Linked DNA regions of Homo sapiens: region 1 is linked to region 2. A link is a loop called in an ENCODE intact Hi-C map of the cell type or tissue named here. Cell type or tissue: heart right ventricle. All regions are shown on one strand.

Region 1 (8,000 bases), 120 kb before region 2:
GTTTTTATTTCTCTATCTCTGACAACTAGTTATTTTAAAACTCTAAAGGATAGTAAAGTTTATTCATTTATTTATTTACTCATTTAAATATTATTATAGAGAGTTGGACAAGCTACCTAACCTCTCTTTGCTTCTGTTTTCTAGTCTGTAAAATGGGGCTAAAAGTTGTATCTATTGCACAGGATTGCTGTAATAATTAAATGAATTACTGGATAAAAAATACTTAGAATAGCACCTGTTACAGATGATGATGGTGGTGATAACGATGATGATTATATAAGGGCTTTCAGAATTCAAATATATTTTTTAAAAACCAAAAATTTATATTAAGATTTATAATATCCATTAAGTTTATAGATTTCCATTAAGTTTATAAAATAAGCTTCAAACCTACAGTTTTGAGGCTTGAAGGAAGAGTCCATTGAAATAATGTCAGAAAGGGCTGCAATTTTAGAAAATAAAAGCAGCTTTTGCAAGTTACTCACATTTTCAATGAAAAGATTAAATATTCATTGGCTAATTATTTAGTATTTATAAAACACAATATTAAAACATGATTTGATTCATGTTTGTGACATTTCTAGAGATATATCTTTTTTCTGAAGAAGAGGTAGAATCAAATATATAATGTCATAATTCCTGACACCAATATCACCTATGCAATGCAAGTTTGCATGAAGACATTTGTGGAGGTCTGCATTGAGCAAAGTGGGCTCTGTCCATCAGGAAGCACTTTCTCACTGAGCTTCAGTGTCATTAAATTACAGCACTCCTAAAAACACATTTTTAAAGCTTTTCACAAGCCCACCAAGTTTCTGATAGCCTGTTCTACTTTATGTTAATCCTCTGGTTCTAGAATTTTATATGTATATGATTGGGGTGGGGTGGAGGAGACTCCCTTGAGGATCTGAAAAAGCTATGGATCATCTCCCTGAAAATTCACTTACACGTATCTTTTACATTCAACTTCAGGGACTTCATGGACCAGAGTTCCATCCATAGAACTCACTATTCTAAATGGCGACTATTTGATTTTACCCTGAAATTAAATTTAATATTTCAGTAAAACATCATATGCCCATATGAAATACAGATGAAATTAATTAACACAGATTTAATTTCTATGTAAAGATATCAGATTATATGGTTATATATATTTAAAAATATTGCTGTGTATCTTTTGAAAGTAAAGAACAATAGCTAAATTTCCAAACAATATACCGTATTAGTTTTTAAATTTTTCAAATTGACAGATAAAAATTATGCAAATGTTTTGATGTACAAATGATGTTTTGAAATGTGAATATACTATGGAATGGCTAAATTGAGCTAATAATTAACAAATGTATTACCTCACATACTTATTTTGCTTTGATGAGAACACTTAAAATCTACTCTCAGCAATTTTCAGGTATGTAATACATTGTTATTAACTATAGTCACCATGTTGTATAATATATCCCTTGAACTTTTCCTCCCTTCAGCTGAAATTTTATACCCTTTGACCAACATCTCCCCAATCCCCTCCTGCCCCTAGCCCTTGATAACCACCATCCTACTCTCTGTTTCTATGAGTTCAACTTTTTCAGATTCGACATGTAAGTGAGATCACAAGGTATTTGTCTTTCTGTGCCTGCATTATTTCACTTAACATAATGTTTTCCAGGTTCATTTATGTTGCCACAAATGCCGAATTTCCTCCTTTTTATAGGCTGAATAGAATCTCATTGTGTATATAGGCCACATTTTCCCTATCCAGTTATCCATTGACAGACACTTAAGTTGATTCCATATTTTGGCTATTGCAAGTAATGCTGAGATGAACATGGAAATGCAGATATCTTTATGAGGTGGTGATTTTCTTTCCTTTGGTGTACACTCAGCAGTGGGATTGCTGAATTATGTGGTAGTTTGACTTAATTTTTTGAGGAACCTCCACACTGTTTTCCACAATGGCTGTTTTCCATAATGCCAAAATTTATATTGCCACCAACTCCGTACCATTTTCATGGCTGTTTGTTATTGTTTTCAATTGTGTAAAGAACAGAGCAGGAAGCATGTCAAGAGAGTCTATTCATTACTAAGGAAGGCAAAGGGTAAACTACAGTATGATTATATTGATCCCATCAGCTACATAATAGTATTTGAATAAGATATCCTTCATTTAAAAATATGTAAGTGTTTAAAAGTATAACATTTAGTAAACATGGTAAAGGTTTCAGCAATCTTCTGGTGAATAGGTACTCTTGACATCTCACATCTGTTCCAACAGAGTACTAAAGAGCCAGGAACGCCCAGGTAAGAGCTGAAAACAAAATTCATTTAGATAGCACTACATAAAATTTATATAATCTTCCTATTAAACAAAACTGCGATGACAGACATTTAACATTCCCTCACTTTATGCGTAAGTGACTGAGGTCACATCACAAGACCATTAGAATTAGAGGCAGATATAGAGCCCTGGTGTCTACCCCAGCAGGTGTTAGGATAAATTACACTTGCAGCCTGAGAACTTTTGATGCTACAATATAAGGGGAAAAAAGGTTTCCTATTAACCTTTCAAGTTTCAAGCTGCTTTTCTGAGAACAATAGAGGTCATAGCACACACACACACAAAGAATCAGCTTTGCTTTATCAAAATCCTTTTTGTTCCCACTTCACTGCTCATTATTCTTCCAATCTTTTTACCGAGGCATCAGAAATATTTTAAACTAGGATTAGCCTAGTTACTTTAGTTACATGCAACCCTTAGAACTATAATGTATTAGCCATATATGACATTAACCTCAGTAATATAGTGTCAGAGAGAGAAGCCTCCCACCCCATCCATGTCCACAAACACATTAAAGGAAATTTTAAATTAAATTAACCCAACCAGCATCTCCACCAGCATCCTGATGATATAATATCAAAGACTCTGATGCTTTGCTCCCATACCCACCTGCCAAAAATCTACAAAGGAGAAAAAAGAGAAGACAATGAAAAAAGAGAAAAACTGAAGACAAAAAGTTTGGACCCATACCAAATGATGAACACATAACAATTTAATAGATTATCACACCTCAACCCTCAGGAGCAAACAACAAGCACTTTTGTGATTCATGAGAAAAATGCAAAGACTTTTATTTCATTTTACAAGCTTGCCTGACTTATCTGTGCTTTTCTCTTTCTTCTTCCCATACTCCAAGTGATTTCAAATCTAGGAGGTAATTTTTAAATTGATTTGTAGATGTAGCAAGTGCAGTATTTTATCTTTGTATAGATCAAGAACTATAACGAGGTATTTCAGATTTCTGGGGCATCTTGAAAACATTAGAAATGATTAATGTGAAAAAATGCTACCAACTATAAAGCATTCTTTATCATTAGAAATAAATGATAAACCTAAAGGCAAACTTTATGAGAGAGGCACAACACGTATGCCCGTATGTGCATTTCCCTGGCTGGCTTTTAATAATAGCTAAAATATTGATAATAGCATCATGATTTCCAGTGTCCAAGTTGAAAGGTAAAGAATAAACTGATGTTTAAACTTAAAATATTTATGAAGCCCATATTACTTATACCTTTAAAACACACACCAACTTCAAAAAAAAAAAAAAAAAAGATTGGGCTCCAGAAACTCTTTCAAAGGTCCTTTCACAACTCTCTTTGAGGCCTGCTTCATGAAAAAAATGCTGTTGTCCAAAATTTTTCAGCTTGGAGAATACAATGTTGTTATTGTCTTCCATTTCAGAGGTAGGAAAGCATACATTAGTTTTCTTGGCTCTAGGTTTCCATGACTGAGCAAGGATATGGCTTTGTTCCAGATAGCAGTTTTCAAGGAATTTTGCTTACAAGGAAGTGCTAAACCAGGCACTTTAATTAACATTCATATTTACTTTGTTGCTAAATGAAGGTAAAGATTCTGTTGGCATAGATGAACTCTCACTCCCATAAATCTAAAATCCCTCTAGAGGATTCTGCTCTGGGAAGAGAGTAAGATGCATTAACACTCCATTAATATCTTCCTTGGAAACATTCTTTCTAACATTTATCTCTTCATCATTTCCTGAATCTGTAATGAAATGCTTGTGCTGGCATCTAACAAAAGGATCATGTCCAGGGCCTAACGAAGTGTTAGACACCAAGGTAAGACGCAAGCCGGCTGCACTGGCTCCTAGTGTCGGATACACAATGGTACTTTCTAGACTATATTTAGCTCCAAAGTGATGGTCAGTAGCCCTAGGACTTAAGGCACAGTCTGAAAGAACTTCAAGTTCCAGGGCTGCCAGAACAAGTTAATCAGAGTTCTATTTTCTAGGTCCTAAGCCAGACACTGAGGTAATTTCCATCTGGACATCCTTTTCTAAAGGGAGAGACTTCCTGAAAGTGACATTCTGGAATCACATAATTTCAGGGCAGAAGAGCTCTCCGAGGTCACGTATAGCAGTTTCCTGTCCATTGCTTGAAATGCTACCACAATATTCCTGCCAAGTGGCTCCCATTCAGAGATGAGGAACTCACCACCTTGTGAGGAAACTCATTCCTTATTCAACAGCTCAAACTATTACAAAGCTCCTGTTTTAGTAGAGATTAAATCTTTCTCCTGGGGAATCCCATCTCTTGATCCTGATTCTGGCCTCCAGGGCCCCCAGAACAAGATGAGTCAGTGGAAAAGTTTCACTAGCATAACTTGGTTTGTTTTTTGAAATTCAAAGATGTGTAGAAAAGAAAGTGTTGTGAGCAGTCAAGAATATTGTTAAGGTTGAAGAAAGGCATTTTTGAAGGCTTAAAAAAAGTATGGCTAGCTTTGCTTTTTCCCTAATTATGTATTTCATAATCATAGCTTTACTTCCCCTAAAATTATTCATAAGGCAGTCAAGGATAAGGAAATACTTGTTTATGATAGTTTTACTTGGATTAGGTAAATTGAGTCCTTGGGATACACCTAATCTCTGGGATAATAATAATCATCATTTTCATACATTGAGCACTTATCCTTATAAACAACATTGTGTTCAGTGCTCTATGCAATAGCTGAAGCATTACTGTCCTCATGGTACAAAGGAGAAAACTAAGACTCAGGAAGAGTAAATAACTTCTCTATGGATAATCAGTCAGTAGATGAGCCACAGGTTCAAATTCAGATCTGTCTGATTCCTAAGCTAAATTTATTCTGCTATTCAAACCTTCCTGTCTATTTTTTGGAAAGAATTTCTATAGCACTATCAATCCTCTTTAAAATTAGAAGGTACTACGAGTCTGTTAAGGATGGAATATTGGGGCCTTCCCCATTCAAATGCTAAATCCCTAACCCCCAGTGTGGCTGTATTTGGAGATAGGGCTTCTAAGGCAATAATTATGGTTAAATGAGGTCATAAGGGTGTGGCCCTGATCTAACAGGATTAGTGTCCTTATAAGAGTGTGCTCTCTCTCCCTCTCCCTTTCCCTGTCCCACTTCCTCCTCCATCTCCCTCTCTGCCTTTCTTCCTCTCTCTCCCTCTCTCCATCACCAGAGCACACAGCAAGAAGCCAGACATCTGTAAGCCAGGAAGACAGGCCTCCTCAGAGACCCCACAGGACCTAGATCTGGACGACTTCCAGCCTCCAGAACTGTGAGAAAATAAATTTCTGTTGTTTAAGCCACCCAGTCATAATACATAAATAAGTATTCCGTTGTGGCAGCGTGGGCAAACTAATTTAAAATCTTTCTATCATTTGCTAAAACCTACCAAATATATGAGAAAAGAATGGCAATGAGGCATCTCTCTTGCCAGGACCTTTTGTCATTCTTCCGACCTTCCAGCTGGGAATGAATGAGATGAAAGAGAAGCACGTGGAAATCTCCTTCCCATGGACCACGTGCTGACTGCTGTGCTTTAGAGAAACGACTCCAATTCTTGGTCGACTCTCTTCTTGGTAAATTGAGAGATCTCAATTCTAACACTCTAATATCCTATCTGCATGAAAACAAAACTTCTTCTAATCTTTCTTTCTCATCTTTTTTTGCATATATTTTTCCATTTTTCTCTTTTTCTCAGATATTTGTATTCTCTGGATTTTTAATGTAAACAAATTAGAAGAAAAATTATATAAATGACAGTAATGTTTCAGAAAAGAGATCTCTAGCTTTAAAGTTAATTTTGCTTGTGATCTCATCAATTACATTATTGTATGCTTCCTATAAAAGCATCCCAACACAACTTTTTTTTAAAGCATCTCGAGAATCTAAGAATGTTCTAGCAGTTTCAGGAATTCTTGAAAATCCAAAAAGGTCACTGAAGACATTGGAAGCCCTTCTGCGATTGCCTTTCAAGTGGTCCCCTTTCATAGCCTGACAAATGGGACAGGATCACTACAAAAAGAGACAATAAAATGTAGATTTCCCCACCTGGGGATAATTCTGAGTCCCTCTAAACAAATGTGAGAAGAATAAACATTTACATAATGTTTGCCTTCCAGATGTAAATAATCTGCTCCCAGGAGTTCATTTGATTAGAGAATGTTTCTGAGGAGGTCCAAGGTCATGCATTCGACATCAGCAAATGCTTTGCTCTCTTCTGTGACCGAAAACTGGACTAAAAACTGTATTCATCTAACTCACAAATTCAAACTATTGATGGTCTATAGCAAGTGGTATGAGAAAATAAATAACGAGCTAATGTAATTTGATCATTGTTACAGGGAACAACCCTTAGGGGTATGATTTGGGGTAATCATTGTTATTATTTTTCTATAAAAGAAGGCAAATGATTTAAATTATTTTCAAAATATTAATACTTGAAAGAAGGGAGAATCTACAGAAATTATTGTCATGCGATTATACCTTTTTTTAATAGTGACACAGAGTCGTGTTTTGTGTGTGTGTATTCTCTTGCTCTCTACACACACACACACACACACACACACACATAATTAACTTTTCCATCTTCTTCTCAAAGACTTCTCCAGGTTTCTTTACGTGTATTTAAATTAAGTAGATTCAGAAATAATTCATTAAGCATTTTAAGATGGATGTTCAGTCATTTGGCCTTTGCTAGTCTAACATGATTAAAAACATAGATAATGGAGCCACACTGCCTGATTGCAAATCCTAGCTGACACTTACCTATAAAACCTATGGCAAGTTATTTGACTGCCCTCTGCTTCAGTTTCCTCATTTGTAAGATTGCCTCATAGGGTTGGCACGAGAATTAAATTAGTTAATAAATGCAAAATGCTAAAAACAGTAGCTGGTACATTATAAAAGCTACAGAACTTGGTATTATTAATTCATACTTACGTAGCATATTGTAGCTTCAAAATGAAGCTAATAGACAGTTTTGAAAAATTATTTTTTTCTCAGTCCTCTGTGATTGGTGGCTTCATTTGATTGTAGTGTTATAATGTGATAATGCAGGCTGCAATGGAGAAATGTGGTAATTTTGCTAAAATCAGCTTTCCCCTTGCCCAAGGTATAAGGATGTGATGTCTTCTCTCATACTATAGCAATGAAAGTACATCAACCTTAGAAAAATGGTTTAAGGGAAAAATAAAATTAAATTAAATTAAAATAAAAACCCTTTCCTCATTCTTCCTACTTAAAATTACATATTGTTAAGCAGCCCCTAAAGCAAGCAAGCTTTTCCAACTTCTTGAAAAAACACCTATGAAGGCACCCTCCAAAAGGAGATAAGTCACAATAATGAAAAGTGAGAGTAAGGGAAACCCGTGACAAGAACATGGAAGAATTTCCCACTAATTACAAGGCCAATGAAACTAATCGAAAAACACAATAAGAGATCATAATTGCAATGTCAACTCTAAAGTGGGACTATAGAGCCGATGTTCCGATGCTCCTCCCCTACCATCTCTTTTTGATTCATACATACAGGGACTACAACAAATATACAACTGGTCAGCCACCCCTCTCTTGGATGCTCCTCATGCCCTATCCAGTTCTTTCCTCACTAACTCTCCTTCCAAGGAGACTGAGCTAGAAGGAAACAACTGGACAACAAGTTTGGGAAGAGAAG
Region 2 (8,000 bases):
AAAAAATACAAGAACTTGCCTTTTCATATATAAGCACCTAAGTATCATGTTGCTTAATACTAAAGAAATTTTAAGAGACTCACTTTCCATGAGTGATGATAAAAGAAACTATCATGTTCATAAATGTATTAACAATGTTTATCTGAAATAAACATCTCAACTCATGGGAGTTTTTCATGACTTACATGAGTTGAATCCACTAGATGTTTCCAATGGCCATATTCCAAGGGCTTCTAAATTGTTAGGTCTAAGATATCTACCAAGCCCTCAAAGGTCCATGAAGGAAGATTTAATGATTACCCAGGGGTCTTATTCATGATGTCCTTCTTCTCTGTCCTTCTACTAATATGCTGCCTTTAATATAGTTCCCTGAAGCTACACAGGAAAAAAAGGTAAAAATATAAGAGCCTCTTCTTCAAAAGTCACTGAGAATGCAAGAGTTTGTAATGGGAAGCTCAAGATAAAGAAATCATTTTCTTTCAGTCATCATCTCTAGCTATAGGATAGGAGATGGAATCTTTTTAATAGAACAGAAACAGCAGGAAAGGAAGTGAAGGTGGTTTACTAACATAAACGTATGCCAAAGGGAATAAACCAAAACAAAAAAAAAAAAAAACTCTGCACTAACACAATAAGAGCGAGCCAGGAATTCAGAATCTAACAGTTCTACAGTCCTTTTCACTGTAGACATTAAGACAATTTAATTGAAGAATATTTTTCAATCTGTGAATCTAAGAAGTTTGTCCTTGTACATCACCTTGCCTATATTTTCTTTGGTGATTATATCCTTTGCTTTCCCATAACAGGCCTTGGTATGCTGCTTAAAATAATATTTGGGGCTTTATTTGCCATCCTTTTGAATGAGACATGTTGATTTTATTAAAGCAAGTTGGGTCTGCATTCTTTCTTTACTATTATTACAGGTAGACTTGACAGACACAGGACCTTTGTTTTAAAATGCTCTGCTCTGGAGGAAACCTTGTTAAATAAGTTCCATTTTACCTGCTGGGCAGTTACATTCTGAAGGTGCTTCTCTTGCGATTCTTATTTTAGCCATATGTTCATAGGATTTCTGTAGGAAAAGAAGAGTTATTAATAATCATCAGTAGCACTGTAGAGGGATGGAGTCTTTAGGGACTCTGGCCATACGCCTGATTTACCGGCATTTCATAACCTGCATAACTAACATTTACATATGTACTTGGACTCTAGTCAAGAAAGTAACCATGCCTAAGTCCTAAAAAAAGAAAATGACCACTGATAGGGTATCAAGATTGCTGGACTTGTATAACATCTTTCTCCATTCTTCTCTACCACCACTCTCTCCCTCAGCTCAAGCATATGCAGTCAATGTAAAAACCTAGCACTAAAATGTTGCAGTATTAGGTAAGCTGTGGCTTACCAATAACAGCCAATATTTTATACATGAAGGTCAACTGCTTTATTTATCATGCTAGGCTGCAACTACTGCCAAATAGGCTCCCGGCTAGGGTAAGGTTCCAGAAAACCCCCTTACTCTAGTCTAAAGGTACCCTTACACATAACATAGATTCCTCTCAACTCTCAATTCCAAGGGCTCTGCATTCATAAATACCCCGGCACTGCATCCTTTACCAAAAATAAAGCTACTTTAAAAAAAAAAAGTTTAAACTTTTAATATGAAAAGATTCAACGTGTGAAATTATTGATTTTAAATTATATATGACATTATTTTACATTTAAGAGTGATTACCTTTTTTATATATTAATAACATCTATGACCCTAACCATCTTACAACATGTAAAAGATTTAACAGATGCTATCTCTGCAAGAAATATTCTCTCCACAATTGGGTTTGACTTAGGACAACTAAAAAGAGATAAAATGCCCTTTCCGAACCCTTTTAGACCTTCCTATGTGTTTAACACGCAAACATTAAGAGAGAGTGAGGGAAGATTAGAGATAGGGATGGGGACATCAAGGGATGTGCACATATAAATATATGCTACAGTGAGCATAGATCCTTGGCCAACACATGCACGCGCGCGCACACACACAGCCACACCAAGTATGGGTACAGTAAGGGTAGCGGCTAGTCATGCACACAGAGTCACGCTTGTACAAGATGTTACCCACGTGCAAAATACCCCAGCCTCTCACACCTGAGCCAGAAGTCGCTCCACTTTCTCTTGCACCATAGTCTTGAGGTGATCCAGGGTATCAGGCAGCAGATGAATGGAAGGGGCCCCTTTGGCGGATTCGAGAGCGGCGATCCTCGCCTGGAGGTCGTTGGTTTTCACACCCAGGTACAGGCAAGACACCACGGCCACCACTGACAGGAGGGCCGCCAGGACGGCACACGGGGGCATGGTCCGGGCACAATGCTGTTCGGCAGGGGTCGGGTCCTCGGATCTGGGCTCCCGGCCCCCTCCTTTCCCTGCGTGCTTCTTCAGCAGCATCGTGGCGGGGTCGGCCGTCTCGGCTTCGCTTCCCACCCTCTACACCTCAAATAATCCTAAAAGGAAAGAAAAAGGTCGATTCCTCCAAAGTTCAGTCCCTGTGGCTGCACAACTAGTTGGTGGAGTCAAGCCCACGAGCGGATACGGACCCCTGCCTTGCTCAGCGTCCAGACCCGCAGGCGTGCACCATCCCCGCTTTCTTCTCTCCTCCCAGCTGGAAGTGAAAAGCACCCTCCGTCCGGGGACTGGGTGGCGGTGGGGTAAAAAGCAAGACGAAACCCACCCAGACAGCTCTTCCGACTCCCAGAGGACCGACACCTCTTTCGAGGGCCCCAACAGTGGCCGCTCAGGGTCCGAGGGCAACGGCCGAGGCGCCACGCGGGGCCGCGGCTCGCCCTGGCCACGGAGGACCGGACCTGTTGCGCCTCTGTGAGTTTGCCTTATTTCTACCTACTCGGTGTCTTTCGGCACGCCGACCTGTTTCCCACCTGCATTCAGTTCAAGGCAAAAAGGCTGTGAGAGCACGCTACAGCGCAGCGCGAAAGGGGCGACTAAGGTGGAGAAGAGAGAGGAAAACGAAATAAACCCAAGGAACCAATGCTACTCGCGAAGCCGAAGTCGCGGCTGCCCGAAGGATCTCCGCAGCCCCGCGTGCGCGATCCTTAAATACCCTTCGCGATGCTCGCGTGAGTGTGTGTGTGAGTGTGTGAGTGCGCGCGCGCTCCGAGCACGACGTCCCTCCCCCGACCCCCTCCCGGCGCCCGGCGTCCGGCCTGCCGCTCCCGCTGCTGCGCGCCCCCCTTCCGAAGGCAAAGCAGGAGCCCGCCTTATTATCATAATGTATTCACCTTGGCCCAGCCCGCGGGCCGGCCCGGGGAACCCCCAAGGGAGGCGGGAAGCTTGGGTGGGAGCGGGGCAGGAGGTCTGTTATTAGCATAATGTATGCAAATAGCTGGAGCGGCCACCGTGATTGGAGAGGAGCCTGGCGACCCCTCCCCCTGCGCGGAGTAACTTCAGCATCTCCGAGGGCCACCTCTCTGGCCTGGGCCGGGGCCGAAGCGGGGTCGGCTGCGCAAGAGGCGGCAACTTTGGCTTATACTGACTCAGCCCAGCGCCCCCTTTTTATCCCACATAAAAATGGAGAAATGGCCTCCGGGAGGAAGATGTGAAGCGGCACGCTCTATCTCTACTGATCTTCACTCAAAAGCAGCCGCAGGAGCTGTTGCTATCTCGCTGTGGTGCAGCGCTTTTCCCTCCTCCCTCACTTTCCCACATGCCCAGAGGCAAAGTGTCTGGCCGACGTCTGAGGTACATTTCCCCACTTCCCTTCTCTTCCCACTGCAGCCCTCAGATTGTCCAACGAGGGGAAGTTTTCCTTCCCCTCCCCCAGTTTCCTTGTCTTGACGGCACTGAGTCTCCTCCCAGCTCTGTATTCCTAGTCTGTACTAGGGTGCTAATGTGTTTTCCTGATTCCCTGTTTTGCGGGATTGGAAAAGGGAGTGTTGAGGTATACACATTTCTCAGGATTTAGGAAAGGAATGAAGAATGAAGTCAGTTTTTCCTTTTACCTGACTCTTAATGCTGTTCTCTCTGGATCAAATTACAAGGTCTCTAATGGGATTTTGGAAAGTTGGTAACAAGTAGCATTTGACATCTAATTGACTTTGGGGAAAACAGAAATCCCACCTCTTATTCCAAAGAGTTCCTTCTTATCTCCCTATAAAAAAAAAAACCATATATTTTTCCTATTCTCCTTAATTAAGCTAACCTGAAGTCGTTGCTTACTATTGTAAACAGTCAACAAAATACTTCACTAAGTTGGTCTTTCACATGTGTAAACGGATATTGCTAGGTGTGAAGCAAGGTAAGGAAATAACAGCATTAGAGGAAGAAAGAGACTAACATTGGAGGAAAACTCAATGAATTTGGCTATAAAGTCAAAACCATAATTCATTTGTATTACACAGTGGTTCTCAAAGGATGGTCCTAGACCAATAACATCAGCATCACCTGAGAACTTGGACATTAAAATTCTAGGTTCCTACCACAGATCTGAATCAGAAACTGCTACTACCACTACTGAAATAATAATTTTAAAAAAAACAGCAATCTGTGTTTTAACAAGCCCTCCAAATGATTTTGATATATACTACTAAAGTTTGAGAACCACTGGTATAATACTTTCCAAAATATTTTCAAATACTTTTTGTATTTGAACCTCATAACCCTGCGATGTGAGGATTTACTGTTCCTCTTTTAAATATAAACAACGTTTTTAAATAAATTTTAAAACAGATAAATTTCAAGTCACATTTAATTGTGATTAAACATGTTTCCAATAACAGGACCCAAATAATGGGTACAAATATTTTAATGTACAAACTCTTTCTGTAACCTCTAGCTGTTCCTTAGTCTCATTTGCAGGCTTTTCCTCTTTCATTTCTCTGAAAGTTGGTGCTCCTTGGGTCTCTGTCTATTCCATCTTCTCTGTATACTCTCTCCAGTAGAGTTCCCATTACACTGATGAGTCATAAATTCATATCAAAAGCCCAAACCTCTCTCCTGAACCTCAGATCCATATAGCCAGTTGCCTCTTTGTCATCTCCGTTTGGATGTCTCACTCTCATTTCCAATGTAACCTGCAGCTTACCTCCAAATTCTGTCTGCTTCCTCTGTTTCCCATCTCAGCCAATGGAGTTGCCATCCATCCAGTCTCCCCAAGCCAAAATACCCAGTTGCCGGCCCTGACTTCTCCCTTGCCCTCCTCTCCTCATCTATTTAGAGTCCTTCAATAATTCTGGTTGTCCTTAGGACAAAGATCTTACATCTTTCAACCCCCACAACAAAGCCCCCTGTCTACCATCTCACTAGCCTCATTGCTCATTCTTCCTCTCAAACTCTCCACATCAGTTTCTCTGAAGTATGGAGACAATGAGAATAAAGAGCTTTTTCTTTTGGACAACATACCACTCTTAAAATTTCAGTAGAAAAGCCATTTTCTGTCTTGACTGATGCCTACAGTAGGTTACACATTTAATTTGGATGATGCAATGTTCTTATAGCATGCTTTGTGTAAATTGGCCATGAGAAGGTACATTAACAACTCTGGCAAGCCTTCAGCACTATTAGATCTTAGTAGAGAGATAGAGTTGGAATTTTGTGGCTTTGAGATCTTTATCCAGAGGATTAGATTTGCTTTATGTCTTTGGTGGGCACAATACCTCAGAAATTTACCAGCCATTAGCGCTAAGATTTCAAAACCTGGTAGACTCTCTGCATCAAGCACAGAGAACGTGTGGATCAACAAAGCTCTGAGGATTTGAACGCATGCTGTTCTGTAGATTGATCAAAGCATAGTTATTTTGGTTCCCATGTGGAGGCTTCCAAAAAAGTAAAAATAGTACTAAAAATGCTATAGTCTAGCTGACTCCAATTTGCCTGACTAATATCAATGGTATTAATAGTAAAATGCAAACAGCTGGCTATAGGACAGGTATGCAGTGGGAAGAATAATGGACACCCAAAGATGTCCATGTCCTAATCTCCAAAACAGTGAATGTGTTACCTTGCATGCTGAAACAGATTGGCAGATATGATTCAGTTAAAGATCTGGAAGTGGGGAGATTTTCTTCAGTTATGTTGGTGGGCCCAGCGTAGCACAAGGGACCTTCTAAGTGGGAGGGAGGGTCTCAGAGTGAGAGGCAATGTAACAACAAAAGCAGAGGTGAGAGTGATGTGAATACTGGTGTAGAAGATGGAAGGGAGTCACAAATCAAGGAATATAAGCAACTTCCAGAAGTTGCAAAAGATGAGGAACAAGTTCTCCTCTACAGCCTAGAGAAAGAACACAGCCCTGCCAACACCTTGATTGTAGGACCTCTGGCTATCAGAACTATAATTAATGTTTGTATTGTTTTAAACCACTAATTTGTGATAATTTGTTACAAGAGCAAAGGAAACCAATATCATCGCAATCACAGGAAATCAATGTTCATCTGCTACAGCATAAGTGATATTGGAACCACCATAATGCCCTATAACTCAAGCAGGCCCTGTAGTAACAAAGCCCTGTCTGTCAAATGTTTATACATTTCTATTTCATTGATATGCCCACTGGGAAAGGATCAGAGAGATATGCCCTCTCTCATGTCATGTAAAATTAGGATGCCCTTTATGAAGGCATATTAAACTGAATAAAATAATTTGTTTCCTTGATTCCTCCCATTAATGCAACTCAAAAACAATAAATCATCCAAGCTGTACAGTCACTGTCATCTCTCCTCCCTACTAATGCTAGCCTAGCCAGGATCCTGACCCAGGACTCAGCATTGCTACTGCTTGTTTTGTTTATTTATTTATTTATTTATTTTGAGAGTGCATCTCACTCTGTTGCCCAGGCTGGAGTCCAGTGGCATGGTCATGGCTCACTCCAGCCTGGACCACCTGGGTTCAAATGATCCTCCCACCTCAGCCTCCTGGGTAGCTGGGACCACAGGTAATCACCAGGCTAATTTTTTATTTTTTGTAGAGATAGGGTCTCACTGTGTTGTCCAGGCTGGCCTCGAACTCCTGGACTCAAGTGATCCTCCTGCCTTGGCTTTCCAAAGTGGTGGGATTACAGGCATAAGCCACTGCACCCAGCCCACCACTAGTACTATTGTTACCAATCTCCATGCCAGAAAAAATGAAATAAAGACTAATGACAGAGAGGCACATCAGGAAGTTTAATAAAGAAAGCACCTGGAGAAAGAGCAAGAAAAGATAAAGCAGAAAATTGAGACAGAAGAAAGGAGCTTTTTAAGTGGGTAAAAGTGTTCATTTTTAAAAAAGAAAAAGACATAATCCACTCCTGTATACCTCTAAGAGGCTAATCTTTAAAGGAGATAAAGCATAGAAGTGAGGAACTAACGTATATTAAAATTTCTGATGGTTTATGTGTATTTAGAAAGATTATCTGCCCAAAGTAAACAGCTGAGATAATCATGGTATGCTCTTTTTAGATATTAACTACATTGCAAAAAAAATTTTAGTTTCATTAGAAAATATATTTTAGCACCATTAGTTTTTGAGGCTTGGGTTTTTATAACCACAATTTTAACCTAAGTTCACCAACAAAGCTATCAAGCAGAAGCGAATGTATGAAGAGATTTGTGGCCATCTTTTTTTTTTTTTTTTTTTTTTTTTTTTTTGACACTGAGTTTCACTCCTGTTGCCCAGGGTGGAATGCAATGGCATGATCTTGGCTCACTGCAACCTCTGCCCCCCGGGTTCAAGCAATTCTCCTGCCTCAGCCTCCTGAGTAGCTGGGATTACAAGGCATGCGCCACCACGCCCAGCTAATTTTGTATTTTTAGTAGAGACAGGGGTTTCTCCATGTTGGTCAGGTTGTCTCGAACTCCCAGCCTCAGGTGATCCGCCCACCTCAGCCTCCCAAAGTGCTGGGATTACAGGCGTGAGCCACCACGCCCAGCCTGTGGCCATCTTTATATACCCACAACCACCAGTTACGTCCACTAAGTACCTTAATAAAGAAAATGGGAGAATACACTGTGTATAGTATT

What was found. Hi-C counts contacts between places; a loop is a spot of excess contacts. Peaks named below come from ENCODE experiments on the same cell type or tissue, not always from the same donor. Only the 100,000 strongest peaks of a DNase experiment are listed, where the experiment ranks them.
Region 1: it touches region 2 in a loop (4-fold over the local background); 7 of 110 quality-filtered maps call a loop at or near these places.

What each region holds. Positions count from the first base shown.
Region 1 is chr4:109,180,333-109,188,332 of GRCh38, forward strand. All of the region lies in intron 3 of COL25A1 (collagen type XXV alpha 1 chain), which reads right to left. It overlaps LOC124900754 (a long non-coding RNA gene), which reads left to right and starts at 5,538. Exons shown (of 4, transcript XR_007058223.1): 1 at 5,538-5,600. RefSeq lists enhancers at 6,088-6,615, 7,992-8,000. In heart right ventricle, no CTCF peak of the experiment used is centred here; DNase peaks (open chromatin) are centred at 4,159 and 4,469; H3K27ac peaks cover 2,730 bases.
Region 2 is chr4:109,299,581-109,307,580 of GRCh38, forward strand. It overlaps COL25A1 (collagen type XXV alpha 1 chain), which reads right to left and starts at 3,078. Exons shown (of 38, transcript NM_198721.4): 1 at 2,589-3,078; 2 at 2,143-2,495; 3 at 1,003-1,072. The coding sequence starts at 2,439. It overlaps COL25A1-DT (COL25A1 divergent transcript), which reads left to right and starts at 3,455. Exons shown (of 3, transcript NR_160939.1): 1 at 3,455-3,747. RefSeq lists an enhancer at 3,150-3,932. In heart right ventricle, no CTCF peak of the experiment used is centred here; DNase peaks (open chromatin) are centred at 3,271 and 3,699; H3K4me3 peaks cover 2,080 bases; H3K27ac peaks cover 735 bases; H3K27me3 peaks cover 4,104 bases.